7 separate regions of the Homo sapiens genome follow, and regions 1, 3, 4, 5, 6 and 7 are each linked to region 2. A link is a loop called in an ENCODE intact Hi-C map of the cell type or tissue named here. Cell type or tissue: heart left ventricle. All regions are shown on one strand. Region 1 overlaps KIF13A (kinesin family member 13A). Region 2 overlaps LOC102724591 (a long non-coding RNA gene). Region 3 overlaps KIF13A (kinesin family member 13A). Region 4 has its middle 54 kb from the start of STMND1. Region 5 overlaps KIF13A (kinesin family member 13A). Region 6 holds the start of RBM24 (RNA binding motif protein 24). Region 7 overlaps CAP2 (cyclase associated actin cytoskeleton regulatory protein 2).

What was found. Peaks named below come from ENCODE experiments on the same cell type or tissue, not always from the same donor. Only the 100,000 strongest peaks of a DNase experiment are listed, where the experiment ranks them.
Region 1: it touches region 2 in a loop (4-fold over the local background); 63 of 110 quality-filtered maps call a loop at or near these places.
Region 3: it touches region 2 in a loop (3.0-fold over the local background); 59 of 110 quality-filtered maps call a loop at or near these places.
Region 4: a loop joins it to region 2, with 13 times the contacts of the local background. A loop is called at or near these places in 106 of 110 quality-filtered maps.
Region 5: it touches region 2 in a loop (3-fold over the local background); 59 of 110 quality-filtered maps call a loop at or near these places.
Region 6: it touches region 2 in a loop (5-fold over the local background); 53 of 110 quality-filtered maps call a loop at or near these places.
Region 7: it touches region 2 in a loop (2.6-fold over the local background); 18 of 110 quality-filtered maps call a loop at or near these places.

What each region holds. Positions count from the first base shown.
Region 1 is chr6:17,802,504-17,806,503 of GRCh38, forward strand. It overlaps KIF13A (kinesin family member 13A), which reads right to left. Exons shown (of 39, transcript NM_022113.6): 19 at 2,972-3,112; 20 at 1,858-2,007. Among named protein-coding and RNA genes, the nearest start is that of NUP153-AS1, 97 kb to the left of the region's middle. In heart left ventricle, a CTCF peak has its summit at 1,865 (motif pointing left); no DNase peak of the experiment used is centred here.
Region 2 is chr6:17,582,476-17,586,475 of GRCh38, forward strand. It overlaps LOC102724591 (a long non-coding RNA gene), which reads right to left. Exons shown (of 5, transcript XR_007059485.1): 5 at 3,316-3,412. Among named protein-coding and RNA genes, the nearest start is that of FAM8A1, 16 kb to the right of the region's middle. In heart left ventricle, CTCF peaks have their summits at 1,992 and 2,203; no DNase peak of the experiment used is centred here; H3K4me3 peaks cover 373 bases; H3K27ac peaks cover 1,526 bases.
Region 3 is chr6:17,813,973-17,817,972 of GRCh38, forward strand. KIF13A (kinesin family member 13A) reads right to left here. Exons shown (of 39, transcript NM_022113.6): 17 at 3,048-3,261. Among named protein-coding and RNA genes, the nearest start is that of NUP153-AS1, 110 kb to the left of the region's middle. RefSeq lists an enhancer at 1,406-1,700. In heart left ventricle, a CTCF peak has its summit at 1,562 (motif pointing left); a DNase peak (open chromatin) is centred at 1,547.
Region 4 is chr6:17,154,017-17,158,016 of GRCh38, forward strand. No RefSeq gene overlaps it. Among named protein-coding and RNA genes, the nearest start is that of STMND1, 54 kb to the left of the region's middle. In heart left ventricle, a CTCF peak has its summit at 2,267 (motif pointing right); no DNase peak of the experiment used is centred here.
Region 5 is chr6:17,793,492-17,797,491 of GRCh38, forward strand. It overlaps KIF13A (kinesin family member 13A), which reads right to left. Exons shown (of 39, transcript NM_022113.6): 23 at 3,178-3,329; 24 at 1,081-1,213; 25 at 758-904. Among named protein-coding and RNA genes, the nearest start is that of NUP153-AS1, 88 kb to the left of the region's middle. In heart left ventricle, no CTCF peak of the experiment used is centred here; no DNase peak of the experiment used is centred here.
Region 6 is chr6:17,278,935-17,282,934 of GRCh38, forward strand. RBM24 (RNA binding motif protein 24) reads left to right here and starts at 2,427. Exons shown (of 4, transcript NM_001143942.2): 1 at 2,427-2,815; 2 at 3,871-3,994. The coding sequence starts at 2,648. In heart left ventricle, a CTCF peak has its summit at 2,350; DNase peaks (open chromatin) are centred at 1,957, 2,407 and 2,937; H3K4me3 peaks cover 3,494 bases; H3K27ac peaks cover 3,930 bases.
Region 7 is chr6:17,468,082-17,472,081 of GRCh38, forward strand. The region is part of intron 4 of CAP2 (cyclase associated actin cytoskeleton regulatory protein 2); the gene reads left to right. Among named protein-coding and RNA genes, the nearest start is that of CAP2, 76 kb to the left of the region's middle. In heart left ventricle, a CTCF peak has its summit at 1,520; no DNase peak of the experiment used is centred here.

The DNA of each region.
Region 1 (4,000 bases), 220 kb after region 2:
GGTCTCGAACACCGGACCTCAGGTGATCTGCCTGCCTCGGCCTCCCAAAGTGCTGGGATTACAGGCGTGAGCCACCACACCCGGCCAAGCTTTTTTTTTTCTTTTTAATGCTTTTCGATAATCTAATTCATTTTAATATAATTTCAGGGGGATTCATGGAATACTCAAAGCATACCACAGACTCCAAATTAAGAAGTCCTGAACTAGGGACTCAGCCACTGAATCACTCTGCCATGTTAACTGTGCTTTTTCTTTTTGAGACAGGGTCTTGCTCTGTTGTCCAGGCTGGGGTGCATTGGTATGATCATGGCTCACTGCTGCTTAGACCTACCTGGGCTTTGGTGATCCTCCCACCTCAGCCTCCTGAGTAGCTGGTGGGACTATAGGTGCTCATCACCATGCCTGGTTAATTTTTTTGTGTTTTTTTTGTTTTTTTTTGTTTTGTTTTGAGACAGAATCTTGCTCTGTCACCCAGGTTGGAATGTAGTGGTGTGATCTTGGCTCACTGCAACCTCCACCTCCCGGGTTCAAGCGATTCTCCTGCCTCAGCCTCCCGAGTAGCTGGGACTACAGGTGCCCGCCACTAAGCCTGGCTAATTTTTTTGTATTTTTAGTAGAGACGGGGTTTCACCATATTGGCCAGGCTGGTCTTGAACTCCTGACCTTGTGATCCACCTGCCTCTGCCTCCCAAAGTGCAGGGATTACAGGCGTGAGCCACTGCACTCTGCCCATGCCTGGTCAATTTTTAAATTTCTTTTTTAGACATGGGGTCTCATAGTGTTGACCAGGCTGGTTTCAGACTCCTAACTGTGCCCATTTTTCCCATGGGAAAAAGCTCTGTTAGGCACTGGTCCTCTGGAGCAGAATGTCCATGGGGTGTTTCCATAGTGGAGGGTGGGCTGTGCACTTACACCCCACAACTGGGAACCCGGGTCTATATCGCAGCTTCACTTTGGGCAGAATGGCATCTTATTCTTCACCTGCTCTAAGAATCACAAGAAATAACCTGGTAGTTCAACGTACATTTTCTGAAATATCTTATGCCTACCTAGGCCACTATATCTAAATAGCTGAAATACCAGAGTTTAAAAGGAGGGTAACAATGAGTCATTGAAGCCTGTTTTGTTTTGAGTACTTTGGACTGCAAAATAATCCTCCTGAGTTGTATCTTACAAAGACCATTTAGGGGCCAGGAAGGAACTAGAGTATATCGCAAAGGTATGAGATTACCTTTAAAAAGAGAGAGCGATATGGGGCACAGAGCTGAATATGGTTTCCAAAATATTTCCCATTTGATTAAAACAAAGAAAAAACTTGTGACCTCCAAATATTAAATGTTATAATAATCTTTTAAGACCATGACTTGGGCCAGGCACCGTGGCTCACGCCTGTAATCCCAGCACTTTGGGAAGCCGAGGCGGGCGGATCACAAGGTCAGGAGATCAAGACCATCCTGGCTAACACGGTGAAACCCCGTCTCCACTAAAAATACAAAAAATTAGCCCGATATGGTGGTGGGCGCCTGTAGTCCCAGCTACTCGGGAGGCTGAGGCAAGAGAATGGCGTGAACCCGGAAGGCGGAGCTTGCAGTGAGCCGAGATCGCGCCACTGCACTCCAGCCTGGGCGACAGAGTGAGACTCCGTCTCAAACAAACAAACAAACAAACAAAACCATGACTTAATCCTCAAAGCTTCTAATATCGATTATTAGTAGAGAAAAAAGAATGCAGACCTTGACTATTTGCCTTAGTTTCTTGATCCACCTCAAGAACATAGCTTAAATAGAATGAAAAACAAAATAAAACAAAACAAAAAACTTGAACCACCATCGTTCTCCAAGGCTGGCCTGTGCTTACCTCCCCCTGCTGGCTGATGATAGGGACTGCATACTGAAGTTTCACATCACAGAAGAGGCATTCCAAGAATACATTCGCCACCCCGATGAGGTTGTGATTTTCTTGGGCTTCATAGAAAGGGTCACCTCGTTTTCCGTAGAGTCTCTTTGCCTGAGAAGTAGGAGGGGCCAGTGAGTGGACGAATAAGAAACATAACATCAATTTAAATAATATTATTTAAAACTAGCATTTGAAAAAAAATTTAAAGAATCTATCCATTTAAACAGCAAGTAAAATTATAATGTCACATAAATAAAAACTAAATTAGCTGGGCGTGGTGGCGCACGCCTGTGGTCCCACCTACTCAGGAGGCTGGGGCACGAGAATCGCTTGAACCCAGGAGACAGAGGTTTCAGTGAGCTGAGATTACACCACTCCAGCCTGAGTGACAGAGCGAGACTCTGTCTCCATTAAAAAAAAAAAAAAAAAAAAAAAAAAAAAAAAAAGAATTAGCCCATGGGAGGGGCCTGTTTGCTGGGGAGCTAACTAATGCCTGTGCAGAAGATTCCTCTTCAGTTCCTGCCTTGTCTTCCTTATCTACCTCACTTGCAGCTTTTTCATTTCATCCCCTTTGTTTTGCCTCATCTCCTTTGCCAAGTCTTCTTTTCCACTGCTAATGTCCAAAAAATGGATTATGCAAGCTTAAATTACTCTTAGTAATCTACCTGGCCACGATCACAGCTAGGGGTGCGTGAACACACATTAATGAATGCGAAATCCACACTGGCTCCAGTCAAGCTGATTTTTCACAGCACCGATAAAATGGCATAAATTTACTTCATTCTACTTCTTTTCACTTGAAATGTAGTAAACATGAAGCCAAATAAGAATCTACTATATGTTTTCTTCATTTAGTTCCCAACTGTGTGGGGATCATGTGTTGTATTACTGATCCAACTTAGCGCTTCTTTCAAAATCACTTGTACTTTATTTTCCTAATATAATATCTAACGTATCATGAGCACATCTCCGTGTGTGTGTGTGTGTGTGTGTGTGTGTGTGTGTGTGTTGCTAAATCGCTTATATTCTCTGTTTTTAACATAACAAAATCTCCATTACATTTTGTCTCTTTTACCTCAGGAACTTTTTCCTTCCATTCTTGGTAAAGGTCTCTCATGTCAATTAATTTATTCTCCAGCTTCTCAATGGTCCACACTTGGGTGCTCTTTCCTTTCCTCCTCACTTGGATAGCTGGTTCACTCACTATTGCACCTCTCTGCATAAGGAAGAAAAACAAAACAAACCCTGTTATAACTCCTTTTTCGATTGCTAAAGCAATATATATACAACAGTAACACAGTAAGTTTGCAAAACACATAAATGCATACAAAAGAAGATAAAATTCTACCACCTACGAGGATAGTCTGGTTTATTTTCTACCTTCTATGTACACTCATGCACACTTTTTAATTTTTATCACGATCAAGACCAAACAAAAGTATAACTTCATACCCCAATCCTCTCTCCAGTTTTGATATTGTGATCATTTTTCTTGTATTGTTAAATATTCTTCATAAGCACGATTTTTTTTTTTTTTTGAGATAGGATCTTGCTCTATCATCCAAGCTGCAGTGAAGTGGTATGATCTTAGTGCACTGCAGCCTTGACCTCCTGGGCTCCAGGAATCCTCCCACCTCAGCCTCCCAAGTAGCTGGGACTATAGGCACATGACACCATGACTGACTATTTTTTATTTTATTTTTTGTATTTTTTTGTATAGATGGGGTTTTGTTATGTTGCCCGGGCTGGTCTCGAACTCCTGTACTCAAGCGATCTGCCCACCTTGGCCTGCCAAAGTGCTAGGATTACAGGCGTGAGCCACCAGGCCCAGCCATAACCATGATTTTTTAATGGCAACACAGCAGTGTCCTTAGCATTTGGATGTACTATACATTTGAGTAATTATTCTATTGTTTGACATCATGTCTGTTTCAAGGTTTTGCTATTATAAAGTCCACTATAAGCATCCTTGTGTATAAATCTCTATGGACACTTCTATGACTATGGGCTTAGAATAAATTTCCCAAAGGGGAACTACTAGGTCAAAAGACTAAAACCCAGTAAGACTGATAAGATACTCCCTGACTCATTTTCTAGCTTGCTT
Region 2 (4,000 bases):
TATGTGCACAAGCATATTCCTTTTTTTTTTTAACCAAGCAGCCAATGGTATGTTTCGATTGACATCAAGTGGTGACGGGATGGGGAAAAACACTGAGGCTGTGGAAATACCCCATTTTCTCCATTAGTGGCATGCTCAGTCGGCTCTTACGTTTATATTCCAGTAAGTTATTTTGCTCTCACTATTTTAACAAAAAAATAAAAAAAATCCTTGCATACCTTGTTCAGTTGGAGAATTTTAATGTTTTTCATTTACCATTGTAAAACCAAGGACAATTTTATACTTTTTTGTACGTAGCTGTTACGTGTAGGGCAATCTGTCTTTAGGGATAAATTACTCTAAAACAAAGAATCCTAGTTTTCCCTTCAAGTTAAGCATCTTGTTTAAACTCCTTGTTTTAAATGAAAAAAAGTATTATCATTCTGGTTTCTAATTTTTGAATTTTTGATGGCTGTCTCATTTATTTTCTTTGTTTTGCTTTTGTAGATAATCCTACAGGAAATACGCTTGACTTGTATTGCTCTATTCTAGTGCTCATATTTCTGTAAGGTAGATTTCTAAAAGGATTAAGGATTCACAAGGCTCAGATATTCTGAATTTGGGTGGATGCTGCCTAATTATCCTTCGAAAAATGTCTAAGCCTATACTTCCACAAATGACTGAACCTGTTTTTCTCCAAACCTCGTCAACTCTGGATACCACCTCTCTTAGTCATTTTTCCAGTCTGATGTGCAAAAACATGACATGGCCTATTTAAGTGCATAAAATTGATCAAGAGTGAGGACAGTCTATTGAATAAAAAAGATAAGTTCTCATGGTTAGTAAGAATAAAATGAGCCAGGATATTAAACATGGAAGAGTATATAGGCCTGTGAAAAGAGGGAAAATGAAGAAACCAGGAGAATTGTGGAATTTTTTGAGTGCAAGAAGAAGGGGGGCCTCTGTTTGCAGGAAAATAGAATAGGAATAATACAAAAATTTTTAATTAAAAAATAGAGAAAGGGGAGCCAGAGTAAGTGGGAATTTGATGAGGTTTAGTTGAGGTTTCAGTTAATGTCCTACGTGTGTACAGCTTCAGACTGGCCAGGCATTGGGTCTCCACTTCATGTCAATGATAAGATGATGTAATAGAGTAAGTCTTAACGAGGAGGGTAAGATCAGCGATCAGGTTGGTGGGCTCCACCTTGCAGGGAGGTCAGGAGGAGGTATGGGATGAGTGCTGGGTGACACAGGCAAGGGTCAAATTCTAAGGGAAGAAATTGCGTTAGGCACAGAAGGCCTAAACTGACGTGCTCAGGAGCGTCTGTGGCTGTTCCCTCTGGATTCATTGTTTCCAGGTCTAAAAAAGGAAGGAGCAGCAGAAGCAACTCAATGTTTTTTTATATTTGTTTGTACCAACACTATATTTTACAAATATTTACGTTTGTCTTTCATAATAGCCTTCTATTGCTGACTGGACCAAAGCCAAACTCAGCCTCCCTCCCTGACCTTTCTGCATGATGTCACCCTTTCTAGCATCTACCCACGGCACTCTCTTGTTGGCTTCCTTCCTCTCGTATGTCACAGTCATTTTCTTCACACACTCGACTTATTTTCAGTTTTTTAATCTCATGCTATCCCTACCCAAAGCAATGCTTTCTCTTGGCCCCAATCTCATATTTCACAAGTAAAATCCAATCCTAATCTAAAATAGTCTTTCCTTTTGCCAGAATATCATGGGCGATGTACTTCTATGAGCATATATCTCAGAGCTGCTCCACAGTCTTCTATTAGTATAAAGCGGAGAAGGCTGAACAGATTACTTTAAGGCCCTCAGCTCTGAAGTTGGGTTTTGGAGCCTGTGGTGTTCTTAGCTTTGGAAATTCCTCCACCTACTGGTTGCCTAAAATCCTGTCTGTTCACATTATATAATGAGGTTCGCAGTTGTTTTATGAGATCGGCCTATTTTTAAGAGTAACACGGGCCTCTTGTGAATGATGACACATTTCTAAGTCATTTCGAATTCCTAAAATAAAATTAAAAATGTGCTATAAAGAAAATATTTTCTTATAATAGAAAATGTTTTCAAGCAGATGACAAATTTCTTAATGCTTTTGAACAACCATTAGGGGGCAGAAAATCATTACACAGTATAGCAATTCAATCCACGTTAGGCTGGAGAAGAGAAAGCCTATTTTATGTGTATTTCCAAAAGTTAGTACCAAAATCAAGTTATTTTTCAGTGTAATCATTGATTTGGTGCTTGGGTATCTTATTTACAAAAGAAGCCTTCCGTAGTGGCTTTATTTTTTACAACTTGCTTCCTATCAGTGTATCAAATCAGATGAACCTTACTCTGAAGGAAACACTTTAGAGACCAATGTGACATCTTGGGGCAGGGTTGCCATATATGACTAGTAAGAATAGTTGAAATATGTTGATAAACTAAAAGTAAGTTTATCTCACTAAAAATTAGAGAAATTCATAACAAAACAATAGATTTATGGCTGCCCAAGTTTCAGGAACTCTCTTTTCAGTCACCCTATCAAACGATGGGTTCAAGCGTGGTTAAAAATAGTTCGCTACTTCTTTAACAGCTTCTCTTCCCCCAAAAAACAACTCCTTAAAGATTAGAATGCAATTATTTCTACTTCTCACTTCCATTCCCCCATCAGCCAGCCTTTCACCTCTCACCCCATGAAACTTCCCAATGAATGCCACCCTTGACTTCCTAATGGCCGAATCCAGGTTCTCTAATTGGAAGGATGATAAACAAGCACTTGCTAATTTAAGTTTAAGAGAAATTTATTAAAAGTATATCACAAGCTGGATACAGTGGCTCACGCCTGTAATCCCAACACTTTGGGAGGCTGAGGTGGGTGGATCGCTTAAGCCCGGGAGGTCGACACCAAACTGGCCAAAATGGAGAAACTCCGTCTCTACAAAAAAAACACACAAAAATATAGCCAGGCATAGTGGCACTTACCTGTAATCCCAGACACTTGAGAGGCTGAGGTGGGAGGATCACCGGAGCCTGGGGAGGTCAAAGTTGCAGTGAGCCATGATCATGCCACTGCACTCCAACCTGGGAAGCAGAGCGAGACCCCATCTCAAAAAATAAAATAATAGGCCAGGCATGGTGGCTCACGCCTGTAATCCCAGCACTTTGTGAGGCCAAGGCGGGCAGATCACGAGGTCAGGAGTTCGAGACCATCCTGGCCAACATGGTGAAACCCATCTCTACTAAAAATACAAAAATTACCCAGACGTTGTGGCAGGCGCCTGTAATCCCAGCTACTTGGGAGGCTGAGGCAGGAGAATCGCTTGAAACTGGAAGGCAGCGGTTGCAGTGAGCAGAGGTTGTGCCACTGCACTTCAGCCTGGGCAACAAGAGTGAAACTCCGCCTCAAAATCAATCAACCAATCACAGCTCCTGAAATTAAAGGAAGCATAGGTAGCAAGAGTTAATCAACACTCTTATCAGATAAGGGCCCTCTGCTGGCACTACATTTATTCCATCCTTGGATCACTTGGCTCAAGTTTCCAAGTCCTCATAAGTCAGTCCAATCTGCTGAGCTCGGGCCACATACCCACCTGGTGGCTTGGAGTGAGCAGTGCAGAATGCCCTGAGAGTCTTAGCACAGGTGCACACATTGGGGGAAGAGTTAAGTGGAAATTCTCTCTCTCCAAAAGAAGGGGGGAAAAAAGAGGTAGTGTGGTCAAAAGAGAAAATGTCCACCACAGTTTTCATCCTTCCTGATTTCTTTGTGGTTTTCACACCAGATGTAACTCCTGTGATGGTTAATTCTATGTGTCAACATGACTGGCCAAGGGGCACCCAGATTAAACGTTGTGTCTGAGTGTGTCTGCGAGGGTGTTTCCAGATGAGGTTAGCATTTGAATTGGTGAATTCAGTAAAGCAGGTTGGCCGCCTCAATGTGTGTGGGCATCATCCAATCTGTTGGGAGCCTGAACAGAACAAGAAGTGGAGGAAGGAGGAATTCTTCCATTTTTTGTTTCC
Region 3 (4,000 bases), 230 kb after region 2:
GATGGAGTCTTGCTCTGTTGCCCAGGCTGGAGTGCAGTGGCATGATCTCAGCTCACTGCAAGCTCCGCCTCCCAGGTTCACGCCATTCTCCTGCCTCAGTCCCCCGAGTAGCTGGGACTACAGGCGCCCGCCACCACGCCCGGCTAATTTTTGTATTTTTAGTAGAGATGGGGTTTCACCTTGTTAGCCAGGATGGTCTTGATCTCCTGACCTCGTGATCTGCCCGCCTTGGCCTCCCAAAGTGCTGGGATTACAGGCATGAGCTACAGTGCCCGGCTTTTTTTTTTTTTTTTTTTGAGACAGTCTTGCTCTGTCACCCAGGCTAGAGTGCAGTGGCGTGATCTCAGATCACTGCAACCTCTGCCTCCCGGGTTCAAGCAATTCTTCTGCCTCAACCTCCCGAGTAGCTGGGATTATAGGTGCCCACGACCGCACCTGACTTATTTTTGTATTTTTAGTACAGACGGGGTTTCACCATCTTGGCCAGGCTGGTCTTGAACTCCTGACCTCATGATCCACCCGCCTCGGCCTCCCAAAGTGCTGGGATTACAGGCGTGAGCCACCGCGCCCAGCCAGGTGTTGCTTTTATTAGTACTATTAATTATTATAACACAGGTGTTATTAGGAGACTGCAGAGAAAACTGGGTTCAAACTCTGTTTTTTTCACTTCCTAGATGGTTGATTAAGGCAGGATATTTAAACTGATTGCCTGACCTATAAGACAGGGATAATAGTTCCTATGGCATACTGCTGCTGGGATGTTAAATAAAAGACTGGACTATGGCAAGAACACAACTGAAGTCTTCAATAGCCTATTGTCCTTATTATGGTAGTGGTGATTATTATTATTACCATTTCCTCCACTGTAGGGTCCAGCCCCACTGGGTCTGTGGATTTTTCTCCTCGTGTGTGGAGATGAGAGATCATAGAAATAAAGACACAAGACAAAGAGATAGAAGAAAAGACAGCTGGGCCCGGGGGACCACTACCACCTAGACGCAGAGACCGGTAGTGGCCCCGAATGCCTGGCTGCACTGTTATTTATTGGATACAAGAAAAGGGGGCAGGGGAAAGAGTGTGAGCCATCACCAATGACAGGAAGGTCACGCAAGTCATGTGTCCACTGGACAAGGGTCCCTTCCCTGTTTGGCAGCCAAGGCGGAGACAGAGAGAGGACAGCTTACACCATTATTTCTTCTATGTATTTCAAAGACTTTAAGTACTTTCGCTAATCCTGTTACTGCTATCGAGAAGGCAGAGCCAGGCGTACAGGGTGGAACATGAAAGCAGACCAGGAGAGTGACCACTGAAGCACAGCATCACAGGGAGACAGGCCTCTGGATGGCTGCGGGCGGGCCTGACTCATGTCAGGCCTTCCACAAGAGGTGGTGGAGCAGAGTCTTCTCTAACTCCCCCGGGAAAAGGGAGACTCCCTTTCCCAGTCTGCTAAGTAACTAGTGCCTTCCCCAGGCACTGACGCTACTGCTAGACCAAGGCCCGCTAGGTAATGGGCGCCTTCTCAGGCACTGGCCTTACCACTAGACCAGGGAGCCCTCTAGTGGCCCTGTTTGGGAGTAACAGAGGGCTTACACTTGTCTTCTGGTCACTTCTCACTGTGTCCCTTCAGCTCCTATCTCTGTATGGCTGGTTTTTCCCAGGTGATAACTGTAGAACAAAGATTATTATAATATTGGAATAAAGAGTAATGCTACAAACTAATGATTAATGATATTCATATATAATCATATCTATAATCTATTTCTAGTATAACTATTCTTATTCTATATATTAGCTTTATTATACTGGAACAGCTTGTGCCCTTGGTCTCTTGCCTTGGCACCTGGGTGGCTTGCCACCCACACTCTACCACTTTCTCCTTTGAGAGTTCTGATATAAGTATTTTAAAGTCATAAATCTTTTCTTTTAGTCAGGTTCTTTTTTTTTTTTTTTTTGAGACAAAGTCTCCCTCTTGTCACCCAGGCTGGAGTGCAATGGCGCGATCTTGGCTTACTGTAACCATTGCCTCCTGGGTTCAAGCGATTCTCCTGCCTCAGCCTCCCAAGTAGCTGGGATTACAGGCGCCTGCCACCATGCGCTGCTATTTTTTCTTTTTTTTCTGTATTTTTAGTAGAGACAGGGTTTCACCATGTTGGCCAGGCTGGTCTGGAACTCCTGACCTCAGGCGATCCGCTGCCTTGGCCTCCCAAAGTGCTGGGATTACAGGCCTGAGCCACCGCACCTGGCCTGAGTCAGGTCAGGTTCTTCCTGTCACCCAGGCTGGAGTGTGGTGGCATGATCGCAGCTCACTAAAGCCTTGATCTCTGGGGCTCAAGTGACCCTCCCTCCTAAGCCTCCCAAGTAGCTGGGATTATAGGCACCAGCTACCATGCCTGGCTAATTTTTTATTTTTTGTAGAGACAAGGTCTCGTTATGTTGCTCAGGCTGGTCTTAAACTCCTGGGCTCAAGCGATCCTCCCAGTGACCTTATAGGCATGCACCACCACGCCTGGGTAATTTTTACTTTTTGTAGAGACAAGGTCTCACTATGTTGCCTGGGCTGGATTCAAACTCCTGGGCTTAAGTGATCCTCCCGCCTCAGCCTCCCCAAGTGCTAGGATTACAGGTGTGAGCCACTGCACCCAGCTATAAATCTTAAACTTTCACATTTAGTAGATTAATCAGCACTGAAGTTGTATTTAAATAGATTCAAAAGTATGAGAAATAAGAAAAAAATGCTTTTGTGTTAAAGAAATTATTCAAACTTTCTAAATTTCAATACATACCTGTCTAACCCTTGCAACTTGGCACCATTTTTATTGAAGGGTAAATGGTTTGGGGGTAGGAGGGGTCTTTAACAGCTAACATTATAGTAAACATACTTAGGGTGGACAATATTTGTGAAAGGAAAAGCTAATTGGCAATATCACGTATGGGATTAAGAGTTCTCTTGTTGCTAGGTTTGTCCCTGACATGTCTCAAAAACCCCTCCCTCAAAGACCCACGGCCTTGGGGCCTTGACTCTGGGCTGCCCCCGCTGCAGTTCTTACCTCTCTTCTGCCCACTGGGTCACCTTCTGCTGCGCTGTCTGGCTGCTGTAGGCCAGGCGGTCAGGGCCGCTACTCTGTGGCTGCCTGTCGGGGGAGAGCTGCTGGCGGAGTTGCTCCAGTTCCCGCTCATACATGAGCCGCTGCTCCTCTAGGGCACTTCTCTTTTCTTCTAGGTATTGTTTCTCCAGGACCTGAACCACATTTTGAACTGGGTCTAGTGAGCCAAGAGACAAGGCAAGGTGTCTTAGTGGCGGCTAAAACAAGCATTCATGCCAGGCACTGCAGCCTGTGGGAGGCTTCCTCTAGCAAGGAATCTAGCCAGTCAATACGCTTTTTGTGAGAGGCCTGAGGGGCCACATCAGGGAAATCCTCTCAAATTCCTTGTTACAGACATTGCAGATAAATGCCCTTTATAAGTATACATTCTCCACATCCTCTACGTTACTTTCTTCAATTTGATGAGCTCATCCTAACGTTTAGATAAATCATTAACCTACTACCAGCAGATGGGGGAAGAGAGAGGAATGTGATCTTATCCACTGGGAAGAAAAACTTCACGAAATCTAGGACAATTCCAAACACAGAAGCACATAAGATTTGATCTTTCTTTATGGTAATTCATTTCTATGTCCATTTAATATCAGTTTTGGTATACGACAAAGATTTATGACTTTCACCACAAATCCTATTACTATTGAATTTCTCTAAGTGGGAGGAAACTTACAGATCACAGCACATGTTTGAAAATATTGCTTAAGGATATGGTCTGGCAATTTCTCAGACTAGTATCTAAAAGGACAATTCACTTGCAAAAATAATAAAAACCTGTTTCTAACATCTCACGTGTACAGGCACAGAGCTCACCACCATGCACATGGGTGAAAAGGTATAGATGTACTAACAGATCTTGCTCCAATGAGCTACCATGATGGTTGTGGTATAGGTAAATCCTA
Region 4 (4,000 bases), 430 kb before region 2:
TTCATCGTTTAATAAGAGAAAAACTGTAACCTACGAATTATCTTGGATTTTTCCATATCTGAATGACTGTATTGGTTTTTTTCCTCCAACCTATTGATGGAATGAATTGTATCAGCATTTTTGCTGATACAGAACAATACTGCCACTCCTGGAATAAACCCCAACCAAGTCATTTTATCAGTCAGGATGCTTTCACCTAAAAATAATGAAAAGCCCAACTCACATCAATTGAAACAATAAAGAAATATATCGATGTATTTAACTAGAACACAAAAAGTAAGGCAGGTTCATGACTGGTTGTTCCAGGGCTTAACAGGCTCCTGTGACCTCAACATCAGCTTTGTCCTAAGGTGCAAATTCCTTGTAGTCATAGGATGGCTTTCAGTAGCAGCTGGAGCTATATGGTTCCTCCCTTACTTCTAGCAGAAGATGGTCATTTCAGGAAGCTTTCCCATCAAAGCAAAAAGGACATTTCCTAAGGGACTATGAAAGTGGCTCCTTGCATTCCTTATGCCCAGATTGTGTCCATGCCAATTCCTAAACCAGTCACTATCTAGGCAGTGGAAATTATCCATAGGCCAATCAAATCTCCCTTTGGAGTGAGGGACCGGAAGGCTTTCCCTGAAGCAAGCGGGTAAGGGGTGGATTCTGGAATCAAACTGACTTCCACTCAGAAGGGAGAAAGGCAAAGGAATGATGAACAGGCAAGCACCAATGTAAACCACAATCACCATCCTGGATTCACTTTACTAACGTGTGTGTGTGTGTGTGTGTGTGTGTTTAGTAGAGATGGGGTTTTTCCATGTTGGTCAGACTGGTCTTGAATTCCTGACCTCAGGACATCCACATGCCTCGGCCTCCCAAAGTGCTGGGATTACAGGTGTGAGCCACCGCACCTGGCTTTTTTTTTTTTTTTTTTTTTTTGAGATGGAGTTTCACCCTTGTCACCCAGGCTGGAGTGCAATGGCGCCATCTCGGCTCACTGCAACCTCCGCCTCCCGGGTTCAAGCCATTCTCCTACCTCAGCCTCCTGAGTAGCTGGGATTACAGGCATCTGCCACCATGCCCAGCTAAGTTTTGTATTTTTAGTAGAGATGGGGTTTCACCATGTTGGCCAGGCTGCTGTTGAACTCCTGACCTCAGGTGATCCACCCACCTCGGCCTCTGAAAGTCCTGGGATTACAGGCGTGAGCCACCACGCCAGACTGCTAACTTCTTATTTTGAATTTTGCATCACTGGTATATGGTTTTCTTCATGATGATCATTTCTCATAAGAAAATCTCGCAGGAATTTTCTACCAGAGACTTAAAAGTATGCAGCCCATCCTTCTCCCAAGCTGCTAGATTTGGGTCTGAGAGTCTCCTGATATTGCTCTTGCCAACTCTTAATTTACAGGGGATTCAAATAATTTGTTTTCAACTTTGCTGAATTTGAGAAAGCTTTACTGATGAGCTTTAGATCGTCTTTTCAATTCTACCAATATTATTTATTCATGCTTCCAGTCTTTGATCCGCTTATTTTTAATATCAAGTGATATTTTATTATATCCGTATTCCTTTCCATAAATTTGATTTTGCAGTCATAAGAAATAAAAACGAGAGATCTCATGTTTCCTTTACCCACTTTCCCCAGTGGCAACATTTGCAAAACTGTATTAACAAAAATCACAAGGATATTGACCTCGACTCAGTCAAGAGATAGAACATTTCCATCACCACAAGGATCACTCGTGTTGCCCTTTTAAAATTATTTTTTATCTTTTATTGTGCTTTAAAAACACATAAAATTTACCATTTTACCATTTGTAAGTGTACGGTTCAGTAGTGTTAAGTATATTCACATTGCTGTGAAACTATCTTTACTCTTAATTGCTCCAATCTTTGGTAAATACACCGCATTTACTCTTCATCTTGCCCTGTATACAAGATACAGTGGTAGGGTGGGCAGAACACAAGTAATGTTTAAGGTGGGAGGGGAAAAACATATGTACATGTGAAAAAATAACGAAATTGACAGTATATTTCTCAAAAGATAAATGACAGAATAGACAATTCTGCCATCTCATTCCTCCTTCCTTTTCTTTCATCCCCTCTGCTTCTTTTTTTTTGTAAAATTGATTACCTCTGATGAAATTTCACGGTGAGTTTTCTAATTAATCACAGTTCACTAGGAACTATTTTTCCCCACCTGCCATGAAATTTATTAAAACCAGGACAAAGATTTTTCCTTAAGAGGCTTCATCCATCTTACGGTATTGCTTTGGTCTGTGTCCAGCAGGTGGCACCAAAGGATAGTGAATAGAAATCAGTAAGCATCTTGATGGTGAATAGACTCAAAATTTGTGGGGGTTTATGGCACTTTGAGTCTTTCTACTTGATTGCATAATGATCAAAACTTTGCTTAGTCTATCCACTGAATATTTTAGCTCCTGGATCACTGTTACATTCTTCAACACATCTCTTGTCCTAATTTTTGGTGATGTTAATATCCATGTGGGTAATGCTTCCCAAGTCCTTCTCTCTGAGTTCCTTGACATCTTCTCCTCTAGTGATCTCTAAAGTGCCACCCTGTGCAACTGATCTCACAGTAAATTCATGGTTACTAATATCCAGGCAGCGGCTCTTAATGAGGCCAGGAATCCGCACCTGCCTTCTTGGATGTGGAGGACCTATCCATGCCCCCAGCTAAAGCCCATCCTATCTCAGCTACTCAAGGATGTCAGTCCTACAGATCTCTCATGTTATCAACATCTCCTCTACAGAAACTTTCCCAGCTTCATGTAATTGTGTTCTTCTTTCTTTGTGAATACCTGGAGGCCCCTTAACACCTGGTTTCCTTCTTATCCACACTTCCCACTCCAGGAACCACCCCTCCTCCTCCCCATTTCTTTCCTTCCTTTTACAGTCAAGTAAAAGGAAGAAAAAAGTTGTCTATACTCATTTTTTTTCTCCTGCTTATTCTCCTTTTAACCCATTTTAGTAATAGCATCACCCCCACCATTCCACTCAAACTGTTCTTGTTAAGGTCAAGGCTCACTGACTCTATTGGACAACTCTCAAGTCTTATTGTACTTGATCTGTCACAGGATTTGACATGGTTGATTGTTCCCTCCTCCTCACACACTCCCTTCACCTGCCCTCCAGAACGCCACGGTCTCCTGGGCTTCCTCCCGCCTCATTGGCTGCTCCTTCTGTTTCCCTCGTGAGTTCCTCCTCATTGCTCCGATCTCTACACATCGGAGAGCATAGAACATTTTCCTTTGGACGTCATCTCTTTTCTAACTACATATTCATCTTCGATGGTCACATTCAGTCTGATGGATAAAACACCATTCATATGCAGAAAACCCCCAAATTTTACATCCAATGAAAACATCTTCCTTAAGTCCAGGCTCCACTTGGATGTATCATCAGCCTCCAAACTCATTTTTTACAATTATACACACACACACACACACACACACACACACTTTTTTATTTCAATAGCTTTAGGGGTACAAGTGGTTTTTCATTACATAGATGAATTGTATACTGGTGAAATCTGAGATTTTCATACTTCCATCACCAGTGCACATTGTACCCAATATGTCATTTTTCATTCCTCACCCCCCTCCTGTCTTCCTGCTTCTGAGTCTTCAGAGTCCACAATAACATTCTGTATGCTTTGTGTATCCATAGGTTAGCTCCTGCTTAAAACTGAGAACATGTGGTATTTGGTTTTCTACTCCTGAGTTATTTCACTTAGAACAATACCCTTCAGCTCCATCCAAGTTGCTACAAAACACATTACTTTGCTCTTTTTTATGGCTGAGTAGTATTCCACAGCATCCCAACTCATTATGTCCCAGATGGAGCTTTCTCTGCTTCTCTTAGAGCCTTTTCTATCTCCGTGAATGCCAACTGCATCCTCCCCATAGTTCAGGCCAGAAACCTTAAAGCCATCCTTGACTCCTCTCTTTCATACGTTTTACCCAGTCTCTTAATAGATCCTGTCAGCCCT
Region 5 (4,000 bases), 210 kb after region 2:
TGAGAATGTTTAGAAAATGAAGATTTAATGAGCAAAAATGATCATAAGGACAAATTTTAACAAAAAAAGAAGTAAAGCTTTCAAAGAACTGGTTTATTATGACAGTGTATGAAAATAATTTTACACTATAAATAAAAGTGGCCAGGTGCGGTGGCTCATGCCTGTAATCCCTACACTTTGGGAGGCTGAGGCAGGAGGATCACTTGAGTCCAGGAATTTGAGACCAGTGTGGGCAACAGAATGACATGCCCTTCTCTACAAAAAATAAAAGAATCAGCTGGGCGTGGTGATGTGTGCTTGTAGTCCCAGCTACTTCAGAAGCTAAGGTGGGAGGACTGTTTGAGCCCAGGAGGTCAAGGCTGCAGTGAGCCATGATCACACCACTGTACTCCAACCTGGCAACAAAGCAAAACCCTATCTTTTAAAAAAAAAACACACACAAAAAAACCCAAAAAGTGGATCAGGTCAGGCAGTAATGCCAAAGATACAACATATTTTGGGCCAGATATAAAATAAAATCTGCCTAAAGTTAATGACTACTATAGCATTAGGATGCGTGTGTTTATAAATAAAATTATTATTAACTGACACTAAGCAAACAGATTTTAAAGCTAGAAAAAAGGCAATGGATGGAAATGTGAACTGGGGGAAGATCTACGGTTAAGGCAAAGAGTTCTGTTATATTGGCAAAGAGGTCCCCCTGGGACCTGCATTAACCAAGCTTTGTTAAATACTATTTTAAGTCTGCTTGTCTTACCTGGTAACTGTCCAGCCCTCTTTGGAGTTTGGTGGACCTGGCAGTTACACAGCCGATGGATACTGACAGGATGGCTTCAACCATAAGTGGCAGTGTCCCTGAATGCTGCACAGGTTTCACCGTGACTTGTACTCTACGGGAATGACCCTGAAGAGGGTGGGGAGGAGTATGGGTGCCAGGAATGATAATGAAAAGGAACGGGATAAAGAAGGGGAAAAGGATTAGAGAATAAAGATACAAATAGTTAGAAAATCCCCAGAAACAATGTGTAAGAGTGGAACAGAGAGAAAACATTAAAAAAAAACCCAAAACAAACTCAGTACCTGTCTAAGTTGAAAGATGCCTCCTGTGTTGACATCTTTTGCCTGATGAAGTTCCACTGCAGCATACTCTCCTAACTCATTCAATTCTAATATGGAGATCCACATTTCTATTCTTCGCGTTACTTCATTCCACCTGCAGAAACACATTCCAACAAGCAAGAGCGTCATCGTCCAGGGATACTGTTAGTAATAGTAATAAGCCACCATTCACTGAGCACTTACTATGTGCTAGGCACTGTGCCATTTATCTTGTATAAGTTACTTCCTTATTTAACTCTCAAAACCAACCTGTCATATTGTTTCTTTTTATTTATTTTACTGAGGTAGACTGAAATGTCCACATCTTGAGTATAGAGCTCGATGAGTTTTGAGAAATGCACATATGAGTGTAACCTGCCCTATCACCTCAGAAAGTTTGCTCATATGCATTCCCATTCAATCCCCACATTCCCGTAGCAACTGTGTAACTCTCAGAGATTAGTTTTGCCTGTTCTAGAACTCCAAATAAATGGAATCACACATTATGTATTCTTGTGTCTGGCTTCTTTCATTCAGCATAATGTTTCTGAGATTCATCCATATGGATATAAACAGTTTTTTTCTTTTTTAATGCAGAGTAATACTTTATTTGTGAATAATACCAATTTATCCCCATTCACTCACTGAAGGATATTTGGGTTATTTGCAATTTGGGGATACCATGAATAACACTGCCATGAACATCGTATAGGCTGGGTGTGGTGGCTCGAGCTTGTAATTCCAGCACTTTGGAAGGCCAAGGCGGGTGGATCACCTGAGGTCAGGAGTTCGAGACCAGCCTGGCCAACATGGTGAAACCCTGTCTCTACCAAAAATACAAAAAAAAAAAAAAAAATTATCCGGGCATGGCAGCACACGCCTGTAAGCCCAGCTACTCAGGAGGCTGAGGCAGGAGAATCACTTGAACCCAGGAGGTGGAGGTTGCAGTGAGCTAAGATCGCACCACTGCACACTCCAGCCTGGGAGACAGAGCAAGACTCCATCTCAAAAAAAAAAAAAAAGAACATTGTGTACAATTCTATTTGTGGACTTGCATTTTCATTTATCCTGGGTAAATACCTATGAGTGGGATTCTTGGGTCATAAAAGAGGCAAATGATCAACTTGATAAGAAACTGCCAGTCCTCCCCCAGATTGCAGCTTGTGTATTCATTTTCATAGTGGTCTTTTGATGAGCACATGCTTTTAATTTTGATTAAGTCCAACTTAAACAATTTTTTCTTCCATGGTTAGCACTTTCTGTGGCCTGAGAATATGTGACTATCTCAAAATCCTGTGTTCTTCTGTAGGCATTATAGTTTAAGTTGTTGTATTTAAGGTTATGTATGATTCATCTCAAATTAATTTTTGTATATGGTGTGAAGTAAAGAACAAGGGTGATTTTTCTCCACATAGAGATGTAGTTGTTTCAGTCTCATTTGTTGATAGGACATATCATTCCCCATTGAATTTCTTTGGTGGTTGGTAATTTCTTTCATCATTCTCATTTTACAAACGAGGAAATAGGCTCAGAGAAGTTAAATAACTTGTCCAAAATAACGGCAGCAGTCCCAGAATTCAAAGCCTGTATTCTTTTTTTTTTTTTCTTTCCTTTTTTTTCTTTTTTTTTGGAGACGGAGTCTCACTCTGTTGCCCAGGCTGGAGTGCAGTGGCACGATCTTGGCTCACTGAAACCTCCAGCTCCCGGGTTTTATTTATTTATAAATAATTTATTTTTTTATAAATAAAAAAAAAATAAATAAATCCTGCCTCAGCCTCCTGAGTAGCTGGGATTACAGGTGCGTGCCACCACACCTGGGTAATTTTTGTATTTAGTAGAGATGTGGTTTCACCATGTTGGTCAGGCTGGTCTCGAACTCCTGACCTCATGATCCGTCTGCCTTGGCCTCCCAAAGTGCTGGATTACAGGCATGAGCCACCGCACCTGGCCATTCTTTTTTTTTTTTTTTTAAATGATTTTATTTTTTTATAAGCAGCCTCCTAGGCCAGAGTAGGTTCAGAGACTCTGCTCAAGTCCTAGTCTTAACCTTGTACCTAAAGCTCACAGCCAAGTACAAACCTGTCATGCAGTGTTCTTGTCTTAGCATGAAGAGAATCGACCTCCCAGATGGAGCTGCCATTTCCAGCACACCGGTGGCCCCATACTTCAATGGCCAGTGCTCCATCTGAAATGAACTCCAGAAATTCTTCTGTTACATTCACCACATAGTCCTGGGATAAGTGGGGGAAAGCAAAAGAATTATGCTTAAAGGAGTCTGTGAAATTTCCTTTTGACCTTTCAACTGTTATATTTATTTTAGAGTATATTAGCCTGATCGTGACCTTAAATCCGTCTCTTCTGTTTTATAGAAAACCATAAAGAACCACAGAATGTTAGATCTGGAAAGAAAATTGGGAGGTAATTTAACTCAACCCGTTTCTTTCTTTTTTTTTTTCTTGAGACAGAGTCTTGCTCTGTCGCCCAGGCTGGAGTGCAGTGGTGCGATCTCCGCTCACTACAAGCTCCACCTCTCAGGTTCACGCCATTCTCCTGCCTCAGCCTCCCGAGTAGCTGGGACTACAGGCACTCGCCACCACGCCCGGCTATTTTTTTGTATTTTTAGTAGAGACGGGGTTTCACCGTGTTAGCTACGATGGTCTCGATCTCCTGACCTCGTGATCCACCTGCCTCGGCCTCCCACAGTGCTGGGATTACAGGTGTGAGCCACCATGCCCGGCCTCAACCCGTTTCTTATATCAATAAAGAAAATGAAGAAAGCAAATTGTCCAAAGTCATACGGTTTGTTAGTTGCAAAGCTGAATCTACATCGTCTTACACTTGGTTCATTCTCAGTTCCACAGGACCACTCTGATTTTCAGCTGGCATAGACTAACTCAATGAA
Region 6 (4,000 bases), 300 kb before region 2:
GTCAGGGGTTGCACGGGATGGGAGGGACAATGACAAGGAGGCGTCTTATTTCCAGAAGCTGAGTTCTAGGACACAAGTATTCCAACCCGGGATCAGAATTTCCTTGTAGATCTCACCACTTTACCTAGTGAACATCCTAGCTGCTGGCTACACTCCCAGACACCCTCCTTCCCTGATATTATCACAGTCCTCTCCAGGGTGGGCTCCCAATCCAGGTAGGAAGAAAGGCGAGACAGCCAAAGGCGCCCTTCTAAGGCTTCTCTCTAAGCAGCTTCCCTTCACAAAAGGGTTTTGCCTGAGCCTCATCTACGTACAGTAATTCTTAAATGACACAAGATGGATGTTGAATATTAAAAAACACGCCTCTTCTCTTTCCCCGCCTGCTTTGTTTTTCTAACTTTTAAAAATTATCTTTCATCATACCAGCACAGAGAGTCGTTTTTGAACCTGTCCTTTAACTTAAGTAATGAAGAGAGGGTGTTTACAATTTCACTTTCTGGCTCTCATCTGTCTGTAAAATTCTTTATTATTTTTTTAATCGGGTGAAAAAAATGTTTTTAACTTTAATAGATTTCTGATTTCTCTATATCTCCCACTGGGGGTTCAAACTTAAAGAAACCAGTGACGTCAAAAAGTCAACCTCATGAGGAAGTCAGCAAGATGAAAAACGGAATTTAATGTTTTGCACAAGAATATTTGCATTCCCATTAGCCTTTGCAAATGCAACATTTCTCACCCTCTTGGGTTGACTGCAAAGGTGTCCTGGAGAGAAACAGAGTATGCACCTCTCTAACGGTTAACATACTGAATTGTTTTAATGGAATAAATGGTGCGGCTCAGGGGCGATTAATGTAGGGACTGTAGACTCCCGTAGAAAGGACTTAAAAGGCAATTGTGCACCAACAATGGTGGATGAAACCTTCTGCTCACATCAAATATTTTCATCCAAACCTCAAGTATGACTGATTGATTTTAAGGCCTAATTGAATGAATTCTCAATTAAAAGAAGTTGCAAAAAGCTGATGTAAAGTAATAAATATATATGGGGTGCCCTATGTTCTACAAATGCTTTCAGGTCTGCTGGTAGAAACCACTGGTTATGCAATAAGTTGATTTCAAAAATTATACCTTTTACATTTACATCCAGATAAAAACAGATGAGGTCAAGCCACTAAACATTCTTGTAATTCAAAGAGAAAGAAATAGATTAATTCTTTGTTTAGGGAAAAAAAAAAAAAAAGAACGACTTATGCTAAGACATCTGTACCAATCTTCCTGAATAACTAAGTTAGGGAGGAAAGACAAATTTGGTGACTGTGGGGGCTAAAATACTAACTTATGGTCCTCTGAAATAGAAGGCGGTGCCTGATGGACATAGGTATCTCCGGTTACTTGGTTTGGCTGGGCGGTAGCAATTAAAGCTAATGGTTTTCCCAACTACACCCAAGCGCTAGATCTTTCTTTTCCTTCTGGCTCTACCTCTCTGATACTTCCCCGCACTGGCTTTTTGGGGCCAAAGAAAGTTGGGGCCCTCCTTCTCACTCTTCAGACCCCAGGGTGTCCAGCTTGGGTTTCGTTCGGCCGAGCTCCTTGACCCCCCGCGCCCGGGAGGGGATTGGCCTCTCAGCGAATCGCCCCAGGCCTCTGGGGACCCCAGTTCGCCAGTCCAGGTCGCCGGCCCTGTCACCGAGGCCTAACCCAAAAAGCTCGCGTCGTCCCCTCTGGAAAGCAACGCAGCTTCCTCCTTGGGCACAGTCCCCGCACCCTGGGTCCCGGCTGGTGCTGCGCCGGGTCCCTAAGACTTTGACTGGTTAGAGCAGGCGACGCCGAGAGCCAGGCCGCCTACAGGCGTCTCCAGCCCTACCCCATCGCCGGCTACAGAGCGGGAGCCCCGAGCCCCAGCGCCGCGCCGCGCGGGGAGAGAAGCAGCTGTTCCCAACAGCTGGGGGGCGGCGGCGCCCGGCGCCCCAGGTGCTGCCGCGGCCAATCGCAGGCGTCCGGCCCGCCCCCCTCCCCAGCCGGGCGTCGACCCCCGGCCCGCGGGGGAAGGGAGCAGAGAGGTGGAGAGCTGTCCTCGGCACTCGTCTTCCAGATCCCACGGCGGGAGGGACAGACCAGAGCCGAAGCTGCGCGGAGTTCCTCGCCCCTGGCCCCGCCGCCGCGCCCCCCGCCCGCTTCGGCGCTCGGACGCTCTTCCCGCGGACCCTCCCCACACCCCACCCAAGGCACCTGATTCCTAAGGAAGAAAAATCTACCTCTAAAGCACCCGCTTCTTCGCTTGAGAACTACCCTCTCTTTTCATTTTTGGCCTCCCCGCCGGGTGAGTGGAAACCGCTTGCACATTCTATAGAACCCGATTCTAATCCAGACGATCCGGAGAATTTGTACGGTGACCGGCAGGGGGGGCGGGAGGAGAGAGCGAAGTCAAGTCTCCAGGGCCGCTGGCGACTTCGGAAGCCGCGCGCCCGGCGCTCTCGGCCGCCCCCGGCCGCTCGCCCCCGCCGCGCCGCCGCCCTCGCCCCCGGGCTCGCCCTTGGCCCCCGGCGGCCGCGAAAGGGTGCGGGAGACGCGGAGCCGGAGGAGGAGGCGCAGCCGCTGCCCGAGCCGCAGCCGCAGCCGGAGCCCGAGCCGCGGGGCGGGTGCGAAGATGCACACGACCCAGAAGGACACGACGTACACCAAGATCTTCGTCGGGGGGCTGCCCTACCACACCACCGACGCCAGCCTGCGCAAGTACTTCGAGGTCTTCGGCGAGATCGAGGAGGCGGTGGTCATCACCGACCGGCAGACGGGCAAGTCCCGGGGCTATGGATTTGTAAGTTGCACGGACTGGGGGTGACGGGGAGGGACGGAGTGGCGGCTGACCCCGGGGATCGGGAGCTTGGAGTGAGGGGCTCGGCGTGACCCGTGAGGAGCCCCGCGGGTAGAGCGGCGCTGCCCCTTCGCTCCGGGGTGAACTGAAACTTTGCTAGGGGAGAGGGTCGGCGCCAGCCTCGCGGGGTTCGGAGAAGACCCAGCGCTGTGCGAGGTCGGGGGCCGGGCAGGGCAGAGCAGGGGTGAAAGGAGAGACCTGTAATGACGGCGGGATTTGGGGTGCGGAGGGTTGCGAGGGAGGGGCCGCAACCCTGAACAATTGCATTCCCGGGCTGGATGCCGGTTGTTAAGCGCGCTGTTGCTTTGTAAAAATGCGTGTGTTCTGGTGTTTTGGCTGGGGCAGGGAGGGGACACCCCACGAGGTCTGGGGCTGTTGCCCTTGTGTCATCCCCCCGCCTTTTAACTGCAAAGGTAGGTTCTTTTAAATCATGATCCTAGGGCTCTTTGCCGAACTGAAACAGAGCATATTAAGCTTCCTTCCTAGAGATTTAAGCGTGCAAATTCAGCTGCCGAAGAGCAGGGAGCCCCAGAGTAGGACAATAGCTATTGTCGTTGGGGAGTGTTTTCGAGGTTGGGAGCGTTGGGCGGATGTAAGGCTGGACTTTCTTTAAAGCAAACGGTGCCTCTGAGGCTGAGTAGGGACCTGGGGGGCGGGGGATTCGGGGGAAGGAGGATCTAGAGTTCCAAGAATTTAGGCTTCCAAATCTCGGCTAGGCCCTACTAACACCCTTAAGATTTCGGCGGTGGGGTGGGGGGAGGCAGGGTTAGAGGGTTTCTTTCTTTTTTCCTTCGTCTACCCGCCCCCCCCCCCCACGCCCCCGCCCGCCTGTTAAAAATGGGAGATCAAGGAGGAGGGTCCAGCCAAAAGAAGCAAAGAATAGAAAAAAAGTTTGATCTCAGTTTTATCATGAATGACTTCTCCATTGTGATTCTTGATTTCCTTCATGGGTTAATTTAGAGGTTATGTATGTATGTCTGTGTGTGTCTGTTGCTAAGGTCACCATGGCTGACCGGGCTGCTGCCGAAAGGGCCTGCAAGGATCCCAATCCCATCATTGATGGCAGAAAGGCCAACGTGAACCTGGCATACTTAGGAGCAAAACCAAGGATCATGCAACCAGGTGAGA
Region 7 (4,000 bases), 110 kb before region 2:
CTGGCTTATTTCACGTAACATAACAATCTCCAGTTCTATCCATGTTGAATTTTTTTTTTTAATAAGACCACAGGCCATAGACCACAATGTGCCCTTCAGTTCCTCCACCTTCACCCTTCCATCTATCCTGGCAGAAGCCGGATAAAGGATTCATTGACAGCCCTGATTGACAATGGTGACCCCCAATTTCAAATTTCCTTTCTCACTTTGGCAATGAGGAAACAGGTCTCTTGCATTCTCTAATACTAGGACATTTCAACATTTCAGCCTTGACCCACAGAAAAAAGGATATTTTACTTTACCACCCAGTTTCACAAAACAGTATTCTTACCATGTGCGCTGCATTCTGACATTTTTCTTCTAGTCTATGCTGTGCTGTGGTCATCACCCACTGAACTGATCTTAAGATGCACTAGTGGTCACACCTTGCAGTTCAGAAGCACCTTTCTCATTGATTTATTACATGCTCATGACACAAAACACATTATAAAATATTTGCAAAGCATCTCAGCTTTTCTTGTCTCCCCTTGTTGTATTTTACATAAATAACCTTTGAGCAAAAGAATGGCCCAGTTCTTACAGCACTTCTTATAGTCTAGAATTTGTCAAGCCCATCCTCTTCCAGTTGATGGAAGGATTCTCACATGGAAAATGGCCAAGAAGCCCCCACCCTGGCTTGCTCAACTATTCATTTACTTTTACAGCAGGTGAGCATAGAGGAAGTATGTTATTTCTAGTTCTCAAACGTAAAAAACAATATTCAGTGATACATTAATAATCCAGCCCCAGGATGTAGACCTGGACCCATTCCTTTATTCACTGTCCAGAGTCCTTTTTGCAGACCCTACATGTAAGAGCCACACTACACGTCATTTATAAGAGTTGTATGTCAAAATAAAATTGTAGAAAGTGTTGAGTTGACATGAACAAGTGTTTTTTGGCCTGAGGCCACCTCACCTCACCTCACCTGGGAGAGATGAGAAAACAAGAGTGTTAACAATTTTAACCATGGGTGACTCCAAAACTCTCGCCCGAGCTGCAGAGGTAACCTTTTGTAAACCACGCATCTGATGCCTTGATGGGCACCACCCCAAGGAAGACTATCATTCGGGGAATTCCTGGGAGGTCTCCCACTGATGTCCCACCAGTCTAACCCTGAGTAGTTTGCAGGAGCAGAAGAGAAGCACCCGGAGGGTGGAGAACTATAGCTGAGGGGCCATAAGTACAGCAGGCTTTCTGCTGCCTTCACACTTTCCCTATTTTCTCCAGCATTTCTCGTGCTGCTAAGACCTGACAGTGAAATGATCTCTGTGTGTGTGTGTGTCTGTGTGTGTCTGTGTGTGTGTGTGTGTCTGTGTGTGTGTGTATTTGCATGGAATCAATATGTACCTGCACATAGAGAAAAAATTAATCTTAAGTTTTTCAACTTCAGGGAAGATGATTTATGGTCATTGGCTGCCTGGTAGGTTTTATTCTATCTAGGAAGTCTGAGTTCTGTATTCCTCCATAAGGGGGAGAGAGAGAGACAGAGAGCGCGTTTCTACTATCCTCCCTCTCGTTTTCTTGTCTTTATTTGAACTTGTACTTTAAAGGGAAATAGTGCCTTCCTGTGCATAAAGCAGGCATCTAAAACTGATTCTCTTTCCTTTCATTGTTTATACAATCTGAAAAATTAGATGGAGAAGGAAGGTTAGTGAACCTTCTTGGCCGTTCCTCCATCTCTGAGTGAATGCACATGCCCAGCACAGTCCTCCGCTCAGCACTTTCTCCATAAGGATTTTCTAAGGCATGGAGCAGTCATCAAATTTGTTAATAATTTGTTCACATTAAACTAAGCAAAAAAGCCTAGCGGCAGTGATCTTAGGACTTAAGCTAATTATTTAGATGCATGAGAGATCCAGATTATTAGTGGGCATAAATATGTTCAGGATTTTAATAAAACATATTAATTTGTGAGGGTTGTCAAGAGCAGAAACTTTGGACTTGGGCCTACTTGGATTTGAATTTCACATTTTCTACTCATTAGCTCTGCTAATCCAAATGCGAGAAAAACGAATTCATCTATGTCTTCTAAGTTTGAGAATCTTCTATCTTTTTCTCGGTATCTACTGGAGAATTAACTTGGTAATCCACTGACCCACTCTAACCAAACCAACTTGTCAAGTTACCCACTTGGGGGAAGGCAGTTAAACTTTCTAAGCCCGTGTTTTCTTGTCTTTAAAATAGGGATAACAAATAATTCCTATCTCAAAGGGTTATTGTGAGGATTAAATGAGAAAAAGCAGGCGAGGGTCATGTGACTGACTAGAAAAGTTCATTATTAGTCAGTGTTGTCTGACTGCTTTAGCAAAAAGTCCCCAAATCTCAAAGGCTTAACAGAAGAGATTTTTTTTCTTGTTCACATAAGGTCTGCTCCAGTGTTTTTGGTTGCCATTCTTCCACATGGTAGTTCAGGGTCCAGGCTTCTTCCATCTTGGGGCACCCAACTCCTCTAATTCCTCAGCCATTGAATTGGAAAAGAGAATGCAGGAAGGTTTTATGGGCTGGGCTTGGAAATGGCCTATGTCACCTCACCTTCATTCAGTCTTCTGGTCATTCCTAGCTGCAAAGGAGACTGGGGAATTTAACCCACCTCTATGCCTGGAAGGAAGAAGTAACAGATTTGGTGAGCATTTGGCCAGTCCACCAGAGTGAGTCACTTGGTTTGGCTAAAATGAGCTCTTTCTCTGTGGAAATGTATTGTCTTTCCAAAAACTCATAGGGATTTTCCAGACTAATACCCCATTTCTCTAGCTGTCCAGGGAAAGACAAGAAAGACTTTGAAATCTAACAGCTGAATTTTTATTGCACTTGGGTATAAATAGATGTATCTATGTATGTATGCGATATTTCAAAATTTCTTTTAACTACAGTGAGTTTATACTTTTTCCCTATAAAATGTTTTACCATAACGATAAGGTGTCAAGTTATTGTCCAGTATTTTAAAATGCCAAACAAAGTAATCATGTGACTGATCTCAGAGCATACCTTGGGTAAATTACTTGGTGCTAGTGGCAGGTCTAGAAATTGCAAAGGAAAAGCAAACGAAGGAACACAGAGCCAAACTCCCAAGTGTTTCTTAAGTCCATGCCCAGAAAATGTCATAGCATTGCTCAATCAGAATTGCTGAATCTTCCTGAAAGATTTGGCCATGATTAGTGCTGCTAAGTTCTGTTGTCAAGGGCCATATGACAGATAACATAATGCAATAAAGTAATTCTGGCCCTAATGTAAAATGAAATGTCTATTTTGAAATATTGCTATGAAGTTGGGTTTTTCTTAATACAAAGGCATGAAGAAAATATTCTGTTGAGTAACTACTGTTAATTATATGTGCACAGCAAGGATTTTTAATGGGTTTTTAAATATCGGTTTCATTGATCTTGGAAGTAGAAAAAAGCTACAAGAGAAGTAAAAGGTAAAAAAGTTAGGCCGGGCACGGTGGCTCAAGCCTGTAATCCCAGCACTTTGGGAGTCCGAGGCGGGCGGATCGCGAGGTCAGGAGATCGAGACCATCCTGGCTAACACAGTGAAACCCGTCTCTACTAAAAATACAAAAATTTAGCCAGGCATAGTGGCGGGTGCCTGTAGTCCCAGCTACTCAGGAGGCTGAGGCAGGAGAATGGCATGAACCCGGGAGGTGGAGCTTGCAGTGAGCCGAGATTGCGCCACTGCACTCCAGCCTGGGCAACAGAGCCAGACTCCGTCTCAAAAAAAAAAAAAAAGGTTTCATTCTTTGTATCACGCTTAGTTATGTTTCAGTTTAGCCATTTAGCCGTGGTATTTCCCAGTGGTCTGGATTGACAGTTTCAGGAAGGAGTAGCACCTTAGAATCTAAACCAGTGACTCACTTTATGAGCTTTTCCAAATTACCTCGATAGTCTCACTTCATAAATATGCGTAAGTTTCTGCTCTGTTAATAGTGCTGAATGGGCCGGGCGCGGTGGCTCACGCCTGTAAT